Regions from separate parts of the Homo sapiens genome. Here region 2 is linked to region 1. Evidence: chromatin loops called from intact Hi-C (ENCODE). Cell type or tissue: psoas muscle. All regions are shown on one strand. Each heading gives the region's core, and the rest is flanking DNA. Links, peaks and the distances in the headings are about the cores only. Region 1 overlaps UBE4B (ubiquitination factor E4B). Region 2 overlaps KIF1B (kinesin family member 1B).

Region 1 (5,376 bases), core at 212-5,211:
GTTTGGTTTTAAATCTGTCTTGTTACAGTGTGAATAGTCACTGTAGGCTGGGTGCAATGGCTCATGCCTGTAATCCCAGCACTTTGGGAGGCCAAGGTGGGCAAATCACGAGGTCAAAAGATCAAGACCATCCTGGCCAACATGGTGAAACCCCATCTCTACTAAAAATACAAAAGTTAGCTGGGCATGGTGGCAGGCACCTGTAGTCCCAGCTACTCAGGAGGCTGAGGCAGGAGAATCGCTTGAACTTTGGAGGCGGAGGTTTCAGTGAGCCGAGATTGTGCCACTGCACTCCAGCCTGGGCAACACAGCGAGGCTCCATCTCAAGAAAAAAAAAAAAAAATAGGCTGGGCGCAGTGGCTCATGCCTGTAATCCCACCATTTTGGGAGGTCGAGGCGGGCGGATCACGAGGTCAGGAGATCGAGACCATCCTGGCTAACATGGTGAAACCCCATCTCTACTAAAAATACAAAAAAAATTAGCCGGGCATGGTGGCAGGTGCCTGTAGTCCCAGCTACTCGGGAGGCTGAGGCAGGAGAATGGCGTGAACCTGGGAGGCGGAGCTTGCAGTGAGCCGAGATCGCGCCACTGCACTCCAGCCTGGGCGACAGAGCGAGACTCTGTCTCAAAAAAAAAAAAAAGTCACTGTAAACTGAATGAGTTCAAGGGCACTCCCAAACCTACTTATCCTGCCTTCCCCTCCTCACTTACTGACACCAGCCTTCACCCAAGATGAGTTTCTCAGCAGTTTCTCAGCGGTCTCTTTCTTGCTCTTCTTGCCTCTGTTCAGATACTCTCCCCAGGCGCTTTATGAGCCCTGTACTCAGGATATTGTGATGTTCCTTGTTGTGATGTTGTGCAACCAGAACTACATCCGAAACCCATATTTGGTGGCCAAACTGGTAGAAGTCATGTTTATGACCAACCCTGCTGTTCAGCCACGAACCCAGAAGTTTTTTGAAATGATTGAGAACCATCCTCTCTCCACCAAGTTGTTGGTACCTTCCCTGATGAAGTTTTATACAGGTAGGTTGCTGGAACACAGTGTAGCACATGGCAGGCCAACTTAGGTAAGGTCATCTAAAGCTAGTGGACGACGTTGCTCTAAGCCTGTTACCTAATATCCTGCTACCTGTGTGTATAGCCTACTAACCTGTGGCCTGCAGAGGATGTACTTTTGGTTCTTCTTGCCCTGAGTAGTTAGGAATAGGACAACCATTCCACCTACTGGTCTCTGATGATTCAGCAGGAACTACTGAAAGTCAGATGATTGGCACCGAGACCCAGGGTATCAAGAGCACAAGTTGGTAGTGTTATCTGAATGGAATTATCTGGTTCATTTTACCTTTGAACTTACAGCATTTGTTTTTTAACACTATCCTATAACCCACTTTCCAAAGTGTGGGTGAAACAGGGAGCTTGTTAAAAATGCATATTCTTGGTCCGGGTGCGGTGGCTCATGCCTGTAATCCCAGCACTTTGGGAGGCCGAGGCGGGCGGATCACAAGGTCAGGAGTTCAAGACCAGCCTGGCCAGTATGGTGAAACCCCATCTCTACTAAAAATAGAAAAAAAAATTAAATTAGCCGGGCATGGTTGCAGGTGCCTGTAGTCCCAGGGCGGTTGAGGGAGGAGAATTGCTTGAACCCGGGAGGCAGAAGTTGCAGTGAGCCGAGATCCCGCCACTGTATTCCAGCCTGGGCAAGAGAACAAGACTCCGTCTCAAATAATAATAATAATAATAATAATAATAATAATAATACCACTTTTCACCTGTCAAATTTATTTCTTAAGTTGAAAATACCTGGTACAAACATGGTTGTGGAGAAGTAAGCTAACCTGCAAAAAAACCTGCTTAATCTACCCTATAGCCAGTGTGCAGATTTAGTGCTATGAAACTCTCATGAGAATGCAAATTTAAAGCCTTTCTGAAAGGCAGTTTAGCAGCCCACACCAAGAGCCTTAAAAATGCTTTTATCGGGGCCAGGTGCGGTGGCTCATACCTGTAATCCCAGCACTTTGGGAGGCCGAGGCGGGTGGATCACCTGAGATCAGGAATTTGTGACCAGCCTGGCCAACATGGAGAAACCCCGTCTCTACTAAAAATACAAAAATTAGCTGGGTGTGGCGGGCGGCGCCTGTCATCCCAGCTACTCAGGAGGCCGAGGCACGAGAATCGAGTGAACCTAGGAGGCAGAGGTTGCATTGAACTGAGATCACACCAGTGTGCTCCAGCCTAGGAGAAAGGGCAAGACTCCGTCTCAAAAAAGAAAAAAAAAAAGCACTGGGATAACAAATAGTAGGTGCAGGAAGTAGCCATCTTCTATCCCTCAGTCTGGGGACCCAAGGGAAGAGCCTGGGGATCTCAGAACCCAGCTGCCCTGATGAGGGCTTGGACGGAGCTAGGACCCAGTCCTCTGTGGAAGGCCCTTGGCCAGTAGGTGCTGGTGTCTCTCTCGGGGGTTGTGCACGGTTGCTAGCTCTGGGGGTACGAGACAAAGCTGAAAATTGGAACCAACTGCTACTGCTGACAGTAAGTGCAAGGTCCTAAGTCCCTTGTTTCTCCTTCAGTTTTCCAGTTCTCCTGCAGCACCCCCTATTGGCAACCCTAGAGAGGGCGGGCTGCCAAAGGAAAGATTCTGCAGTGCCAGCCCCAGAATCACAAAGCCAACTACAAAGAGTGCATGTGGGCTGGGCACGGTGACTCCAGCTAATAATCCTAGCACTTTAGGAGGCCAAGGTGGGAGGATTGTTTGAGCCTAAGAGTTGGAGACCAGCCTGGGCAACATGGCGAGACCCCATCTCTACGAAAAATTTAAAAATTAGATGCCTGTTGTCCCAGCTACTAAGGAGGCAGAGGTGGGAGGAAGGCTTGAGCCCAGGAGTTCAAGGCTGCAGTGAGCTATGATCTTGCTGCTGCGTTCCAGCCTGTGAAACAAAGCAAGACCCTGTTTCTAAAAAAAAAAAAAAAAAAAAAAAAAAAAGGGTAAAAAGACTGGGTTTCGGCCAGGCACAGTAGCTTACACTTGTAATCCCAGCACTTTGGGAGGCCAAGGCAGTGGATCACCTGAGGTCAGGAGTTCGAGACTAGCCTGACCAAAATGGTGAATCCTAGTCTCTACTAAAAGTAAAAGGCCGGGCGTGGTGGCTCACGCCTGTAATCCCAGCATTTTGGAAGACTGAGGTGGGTGGATCACAAGGTCAAGAGATCGAGATGAGCCTCGCCAACATGGTGAAACCCCGTCTCTACTAAAAATACAAAAATTAGGCCTGGCACAGTGGCTCACGCTGTAATCCCAGCACTTTGGGAGGCTGAGGTGGGCGAATCACCTGAGGTCGGGAGTTCAAAACCAGCCTGACCAACATGGTGAAACCCTGTCTCTACTAAAAATACAAAATTAGCCTGGCATGGTGGCACATGCCTGTAATCCCAGCTACTTGGGAGGCTGAGGCAGGAGAATCACTTGAACCCGCGAGGCAGAGGTTACGGTGAGCCAAGATCGCGCCATTGTAATCCAGCCTGGGCAACAAGAGCAAAACTCCGTCTCAAAAACAAAAATTAGCTGGACATGGTGGCATGTGCCTGTAGTCCCAGCTACTCGGGAGGCTGAGGCAGGAGAATCTCTTGAACCCGGGAGGCAGAGGTTGCAATGAGCCAAGATCGCGCTACTGCACTTCAGCCTGGTGACAGAGCAAGACTTCATCTCAAAAACAAAACAAAAAACAAAACAAAACAAAATTAGCCGGGTGACGCATGCGTGTAATCCCAGCAACTTGAGAAGCTGAGGCAGGAGAATAGCTTGAACCCGGGAGGTGGAGGTTGTAGTTAGCCGAGATCTAAAAAAATTTTAAAAAAAAAGAGTGGATTTGGAGCTACGAGACAACAGCTGAATAGCTATACTCTGACATAAGAATTTAATTTCTTGAAATTTATTCAATGGAAATAATTACGAATGTTTGTAAGTGATGTTCTCCACAGCATTATTTATAAAGCAGTGCAGTGAAAATAATAAAAACAACTGGCCGGGCTCAGTGACTCACGCCTGTAATCCCAGCACTTTGGGAGGCTGAGGCAGGAGGATCACCTGAGGTCAGGAGTTGGAGGCTTAGTCTGGCCAAAATGGTGAAACCCCGTCTCTACTAAAAATACAAAAAAATTTAGCTGGGCGTAGTGGTGCACACCTATAGTCCCAGCTTCTCTGGAGTCTAAGGCAGATGAATCACTTGAATCAGGGAGGCAGAGGTTGCAGTGAGCCAAGATCGTGCCATTGCACTCCAGCCTGGGCTACAAGAGCAAATCTCCATCTCAAAAAAAAAAAAAAGGAATGTAGGGAAGGACATATACCAAAATAGTAACAGCGCATTGGTTATTTTTGAATGGTAGCATTATAAATAGTTTTTATTTTTATTTTATTATCTGAACTTCTTAATTTTTCTACAGTAAACATGTATTGTTAGTAGTAAAGACAAAACAATTTTAGTTAAATTTATTTTGTAGTCAGTGTTCTGGGCCTGTCACTGTGGCTTCAGGAGAGAGAGAGAGAGAGAGAGTGTGTGTGTGTGTGTGTGTGTGTGTTTGTGTATTTGTGTTTACACAACAGAACTGGGCCTGTTGCCTATAAGACGAGTGCTGGGCCTAGTGGAGTCCTGCTGGGAATGTTCCAGAAGGAATTGGGTGGGGGTTGTTCTCTCTTTCCTCTTTGCCATGTGTGCCCTCTGGCCTGGACCACCTCTTCAGTCATAGATGGATGACATCTGTACTAATAATAGCCACCACTTATTGAATGCTTACTAATCCTTTCACTTAATCCCCACGGCAGTCCTAAAGATAGTACTATAAATACATCCACTTTACAAATGAGGAAACTGAAGCTTAAAAGGGTCAAGAAGCTTGCTGAAGGTCAGTGGCTAGCAAGTGGCAGCAACCTCGCAGATGCCCTTTAGCACAGGTCCCCCTGGCTACTGTGCTGGTCTTCCTACAGCTACTAAGGGACCGGTGTGAGGGTACCCCTGAGGGAGGCATCACAGACATAGTCCCCAGTGCTCATCACCTCCATGTGAAGACCTGGCTGATTAGGTCCTGGTCCCTGAGCAGATGGGACCCTCAGATATAAATTAAAAGTTGCCACACACAAGATCAGTATGTGGAACAAGCTCCTCTTAACACCACAGAGATAGTATTCTAGCTTAGAAAATGCTCAAGTTAGGCTGGGCGTGGTGGCTCACGCCTGTAATCCTAGCACTTTGGGAGTCCGAGACAGGTGAATCACTTGAGGCCAGGAGTTTGAGACCAGCCTGGCCAACATGGCGAAACCCTGTCTCTACTAAAAATACAAAAGATTATCCGGGTGTGGTGGTGGGGGCCTGTAATGCCAG
Region 2 (5,376 bases), core at 210-5,209, 190 kb after region 1:
TATTATTGACTATTATCTTGCCAGCATGGAGACAGTCAGGATTTCTAGGTATGACATTTGAACAATCTCAAGAATAAAACTGATTCTTTTTTTTTGAGACGGAGTCTCGCTCTGTTGCCCAGGCTGGAGTGCAGTGGTGCAATCTCGGCTCACTGCAACCTCCGCCTCCCGGGTTCAAGCAATTCTCCTGCCTCAGCCTCCTGAGTAGCTGGGATTACAGGTGCCCGCCACCACGCCCGGCTAATTTTTGTATTTTTAGTAGAGACGGGGTTTCACCATGTTGGTCAGGCTGGTCTCGAACTCCTGACCTCGTGATCTGCCCACCTCAGCCCCTCAAAGTGCTGGGATGACAGGCGTGAGCCACCGCACCCGGCCTGAAACCGATTCTTTATTGACTAGTCTCATTTGAGCTGAGGAAGTTGATAAATCTACATGAATAGAGTGCGAAGCAGCCCATGCCGTGTTACTACTTTGGTATCATTCTCTCATGCCAAAGACTTGAGTTTATAATCCAGCAAGAGCTTTTTCCCTCCCTCCCCCTGTGTAGTCTCACTCAATTCTTGCTAATTTTTTTTTCTGCTTTAGCGGATGAAGAAGCTCCTGATTATGGCTCTGGAATTCGACAGTCAGGAACAGCTAAAATATCTTTTGATAATGAATACTTTAATCAGGTGAGAAACCGTCAGGAAGAAGGAAAACCCTGTGGAAAGAGAAAGAATGTTCAGCATTGGAGATCAGTTCTCCTGTAAAACTGAAAAATACAGGGTGCTGGTTGCCACAGAGTAGTTCAATAGAATATGGGACATGTCTAACAATTATGAAGGTAAAGGTGTATAGACTCAATATTCATATTTTATTCATTGCCTTTCCTCAGACAGCCCTCAGTCCATATAATTTTCCAGTCACTATTATTTGTTGGACAGATAAACAGAAGTAAGGCAACTGGGGAAAAATACGTTTTTATACTACTTTACCATGTATCTGCCCCTGCCTTTTTTTCAGAGTGACTTTTCGTCTGTTGCAATGACTCGTTCTGGTCTGTCCTTGGAGGAGTTGAGGATTGTGGAAGGACAGGGTCAGAGTTCTGAGGTCATCACTCCTCCAGAAGAAATCAGTCGAATTAATGACTTGGGTATGTAGACATAGTTTACTGTGCTTGGGGACATTTTCGACAAAGGGAAAATATTGACCATTATCAAGGGACATAGTGGCCTTCATCAACTAGGAATGGAAAGCATGCCCAACTCCCTCCTCTTTGCATTATTTGAACCATCTGTGTCTTCATTTGACCCTCTTTAGATTTGAAGTCAAGCACTTTGCTGGATGGTAAGATGGTAATGGAAGGGTTTTCTGAAGAGATTGGCAACCACCTGAAACTGGGCAGTGCCTTCACTTTCCGAGTAACAGTGTTGCAGGCCAGTGGAATCCTCCCAGAGTATGCAGATATCTTCTGTCAGTTCAAGTAAGCTGCCCCTTTGCTCTGCCTCCCAGCTAGCTGCTAACCGAGGTGACATCTCTTGTGCACTGTAGAGTGCTTTACATGTGTGAGGGATTAACACTCTTGAGACAAAGACTGATCAGTCTCTGAAGGAAAATACTTTCATCACTCCTATGGGAGTGAGAACCAGAAACCTGTCCTGGAATGCAACAGGGTTCCCTGGCAGGAGGAGCATGCTGCACATCCTGCTGCAGGGCTCTGCTGTGAGCGGTCCCCCTTTACCAGGAATGTAGGGTCTGATCACATAAGCCTGTTGATGAGTCTTTCTAGTCCTCTTCATGTTGAAATGTCTTATTAATAAGCCTGAAAGCAATGACTTATCTAGCTAGCAATTACGCCTATTTAATACTCGGGAAAAGGAAAATTTAAACAATGTAAAGAAGGATAAATTCTACATCAACTGAAAAAAGCTAGTATGTAGGGAAGATGTGATACCTCTCATTTCTCATCTACATAGGACTTGCTCTTTCCCGCGGCCCTCTCAAACCCTGTGCTCTGGATGCTTTCTTCTCAAGACTGCCCCAGGAAAACATTTTTTTGTGAATCTTCAGTTTTAATACCTCCAAACTTCAATTTGTCTTTTCAGTACTTGGAAAGGGCCACAGTACAAGAGACTGAAGTGTGACCCCTCCATACCTACCGCCCTCAGTTTGCCACTGGTGCCACCAAGAGGCTGCTTTGGGTTCTGCCATCCCTCTCCCCTCAGAATGTGCCTTGGCCGTCCCATGGGTCCTAGTGCAGTTTATAAAGCTTTTGTATAGGTTTTATCACAGAAAATTGAGTCAAATGTGATTTAAATTAAATGTGATCACTATATAGTAAGCCACTAATATCATTTGCTACAAGTCATAGTTGTTGGAATATTACCCATTGAGCATTGATTTCACCTATTTAATGTGTTTTCACTCATACCCTCAAACTTAGGGCAGGATAGTGTTCACCAGATGAATCTGTTTTTTGGAACTGTTGCTATTATTCTAATCAGGCAACTGATACGTTTTATGGAAAACATCTATTTGGTTAACTGATGTCTGAAGTGACAATAATAGTGAGTTGACCTTTGTCCTACAATCTCCTAAAAAGAGCAGCATCTCTACCTGGTGTTAGCTCTGGGGAAAAGGGCATGTTGCTTCTGTTGAAAGCAGCCTCAAAGGCGTCCTGTGTTTTTATAGTCGCTCCTCTGGCCTGTGCCGGGAAGGTATGGCTGCAGAGCACTGTGAATGAGTTCACCTGTCGTCAGGGAACCCCAGGAATGCTGCGGTGCCAGCAATACAGGAATCAGGGATTTGGAGCACTTGGCAAAAGCATGCTAGTGTTCTCAGACGGGTGAACTAATTTGGAAGACAACAAGTTCATATTACCAGTCTGTCTGTCCCCCCAGTTGAAAATAGTTTCTTTTTCTCCATTTTTTCTTGATGGAAGGGGTGTCCTTCTGATGGATTTTTCTATCTGGCAGTAAATCTTTGTGTTGGGTCCTCTTTAACTGTGCAGTTCTTTTTATTTCAGACTAATAATAGGGAGAGAGAGAGAGAGAACGATAACATCTCACTATCTGTGAAAATAACTAAATATAGCCCATTGTTTTAACAAATCTTTCCAGAGTATCTTCTGTGTGTCGAGACCTGTGGGAAAACGCTTGCTGTCTGGGGGAGAGAGGCATATAAATACATTATTACAGTGAAATCATTGCTATTAAGGAAAAAAACATTACTAGTAATGTGGGAACACAAAGCTGCCAGGGTAAGTCAGGAAAGACTGCCTGGAAGAGGTGACATTTGAATCCACAACAGACTCTTATGTAACTATGCCATCCACAGGCTCTCGCACTAACTGTGGAAGCTTGAGTCTGCTAAATTTTGTCTGTACAAAATGACATTGTTTTTATTTTTAGTAAAAAGCTTTTACAAAGGAAGAGGAGTTAATTGAATGTACTTCTTCACTCTCTCTAAAGCATTCTTGCATATACCTCCATATAGCTAAGTGATCAGGGTCAGTTAATTTTTCAGTCATTTTTGAAATAAAATCTAAAATGCCCTCTGTGCAATATGGAAAAGGTTCTTGACAAGGAAAGTAAATAACTTAAAGAATCTGCTTAAGTGGAATGCTTCTTTCTGTAGGATCCACATTGGGCTCTTGAAAGAGATTCTGATAAAACCGTTTAATGCATTGTTCACGAGTCTTTTTATTTTTTTTATGAAGCTTTTTGCATCGCCATGATGAAGCATTCTCCACGGAGCCCCTCAAAAACAATGGCAGAGGAAGTCCCCTGGCCTTTTATCATGTGCAGAATGTAAGTGACATGGACCTTTTTGCCAAACATATGTTTTTCTGGTACCTTGGCTTTCTCAGCCCGGGAAGGGTGATAAGAAGAGGTACAAGTCACTGGCTGTGCAGGGGGAGAGTAGACAATAGAGGGCGTGGCTAGAGTGGTGAGGTCATCCACAGCGGCCTGAGCAGCAAGCCTTCTTGTCTGTGTTACAGTGGGCCTAGTGAATGTGGGTTCGTCTGCCAATAAAATCTTCCATCAGTTTGAATGCAATGAGTTGTTTTAGTGTTTCTGTCCTAGAAAAATAAGCATGCTTAATAAGAGTTTTATTAAAGTGAATGCATTGTCCTTTAAACCCTAAGATACTTATGTTGCTCGATTGCAAATAACATAAAAAATATCAAATACCTTCTGTAGCTAAATTAAGATTTAGATCTGTTTTCCTTGCAACTGATAGTATAATTAACACATTAATGCCCTTTACAACTGTATTCCTACGTGGAGTAAGAAAACAGACCCTTCCCTCTCTTACGTGAAATTTCATTCAAACTCTATTCCAAAGTCATTATCCTCATCACAATAGCTAATATTCACTGAGAGTTTATTTTGTGTTAGTCACTGTTCTGAGAGTTTTTGTGTAATTTAATCTTTACCTTTATACCATAGATTAAGATAATCCCTGTGTTAGCTGAGATGACTGAAGCATAGAGCAATTAAAGTCACTCATCAGGCTGGGCGCAGTGGCTCATACCTGTCCCGGCACTCTGGGAGGCCGAGGCAGGTGGATCACTTGAGGTCAGGAGTTTGTGACCAGCCTGGCCAACATGGTGAAATCCCATCTGAGACACGAGAATTGCTTGAACCCAGGATGGGGGGGTTGCAGTGAGTTGAGATTGTGCCACTGCACTCCAGCCTGGGCAAGAAAGCGAGACTCCCATCTCAAAAAAAATAAAAAAGTAATAATAAAAATAAAGTTACTCATCAGTGTTACAAGAGGCAGAGATAGGACTTAAGCTCAGAGAAATTTAGCTCTGGTATTCAGGATATTCACTACTACATGAAACTGTCTCTCATTCTCTTGCTAACCATGTCTGCTCTCTAAAGTAAGAGAGGAAAGGAGAACTTCAAAGATGGAACAAGCAAACACAAAATATGCCATCTTCTTTTTCATGTTGGTATAAATATAAGCAAGCATGTATCTGATAAACTTTGATCAGCTGCTGTGCACAAGGATTGTGCCTGACAACTGGGGAATGCAGATGAATCTCAGATGCTCCCAGTGAGCTTCGAATTACGATAGGGGAAATAAAATGCATACATAAACACCAGTCATGCAAAGATGAACATGAGAAAATATTCACTAAATGCAGTGGGAGTGGAGAAAGGGAAAGTTATTTCTATTAATGGAAAGCTATTTTAAGTTACTTTTTGTTGGGGAGGATAGTTGGGTGGAGAAAGGGGATAGGAAGCTCCCTGAAGGATGTAGTATAAGCAAGAAAAGGTGTGTCAAACTTGGCATTGTGCCTGGCACATAGGCCATAGTCAGTACATGCATGGATGTGCTGGAAGGGCCTTCCAGGCAGGGTTGCAGCCTGGGCCAGTCCTTGGCACA

The links. Hi-C counts contacts between places; a loop is a spot of excess contacts. Peaks named below come from ENCODE experiments on the same cell type or tissue, not always from the same donor. Only the 100,000 strongest peaks of a DNase experiment are listed, where the experiment ranks them.
Region 2: it touches region 1 in a loop (2.5-fold over the local background); 6 of 110 quality-filtered maps call a loop at or near these places.

The regions. Positions count from the first base shown.
Region 1 is chr1:10,150,535-10,155,910 of GRCh38, forward strand. It overlaps UBE4B (ubiquitination factor E4B), which reads left to right. Exons shown (of 28, transcript NM_001105562.3): 21 at 792-1,027. Among named protein-coding and RNA genes, the nearest start is that of KIF1B, 57 kb to the right of the region's middle. RefSeq lists a silencer at 4,619-4,820. In psoas muscle, for the core only: a CTCF peak has its summit at 2,624 (motif pointing left); DNase peaks (open chromatin) are centred at 2,632 and 4,941; H3K27ac peaks cover 4,365 bases.
Region 2 is chr1:10,336,072-10,341,447 of GRCh38, forward strand. KIF1B (kinesin family member 1B) reads left to right here. Exons shown (of 49, transcript NM_001365951.3): 29 at 586-671; 30 at 1,003-1,132; 31 at 1,300-1,462; 32 at 3,698-3,788. Among named protein-coding and RNA genes, the nearest start is that of PGD, 60 kb to the right of the region's middle. In psoas muscle, for the core only: a CTCF peak has its summit at 2,174 (motif pointing left); DNase peaks (open chromatin) are centred at 2,180 and 3,930; H3K27ac peaks cover 315 bases.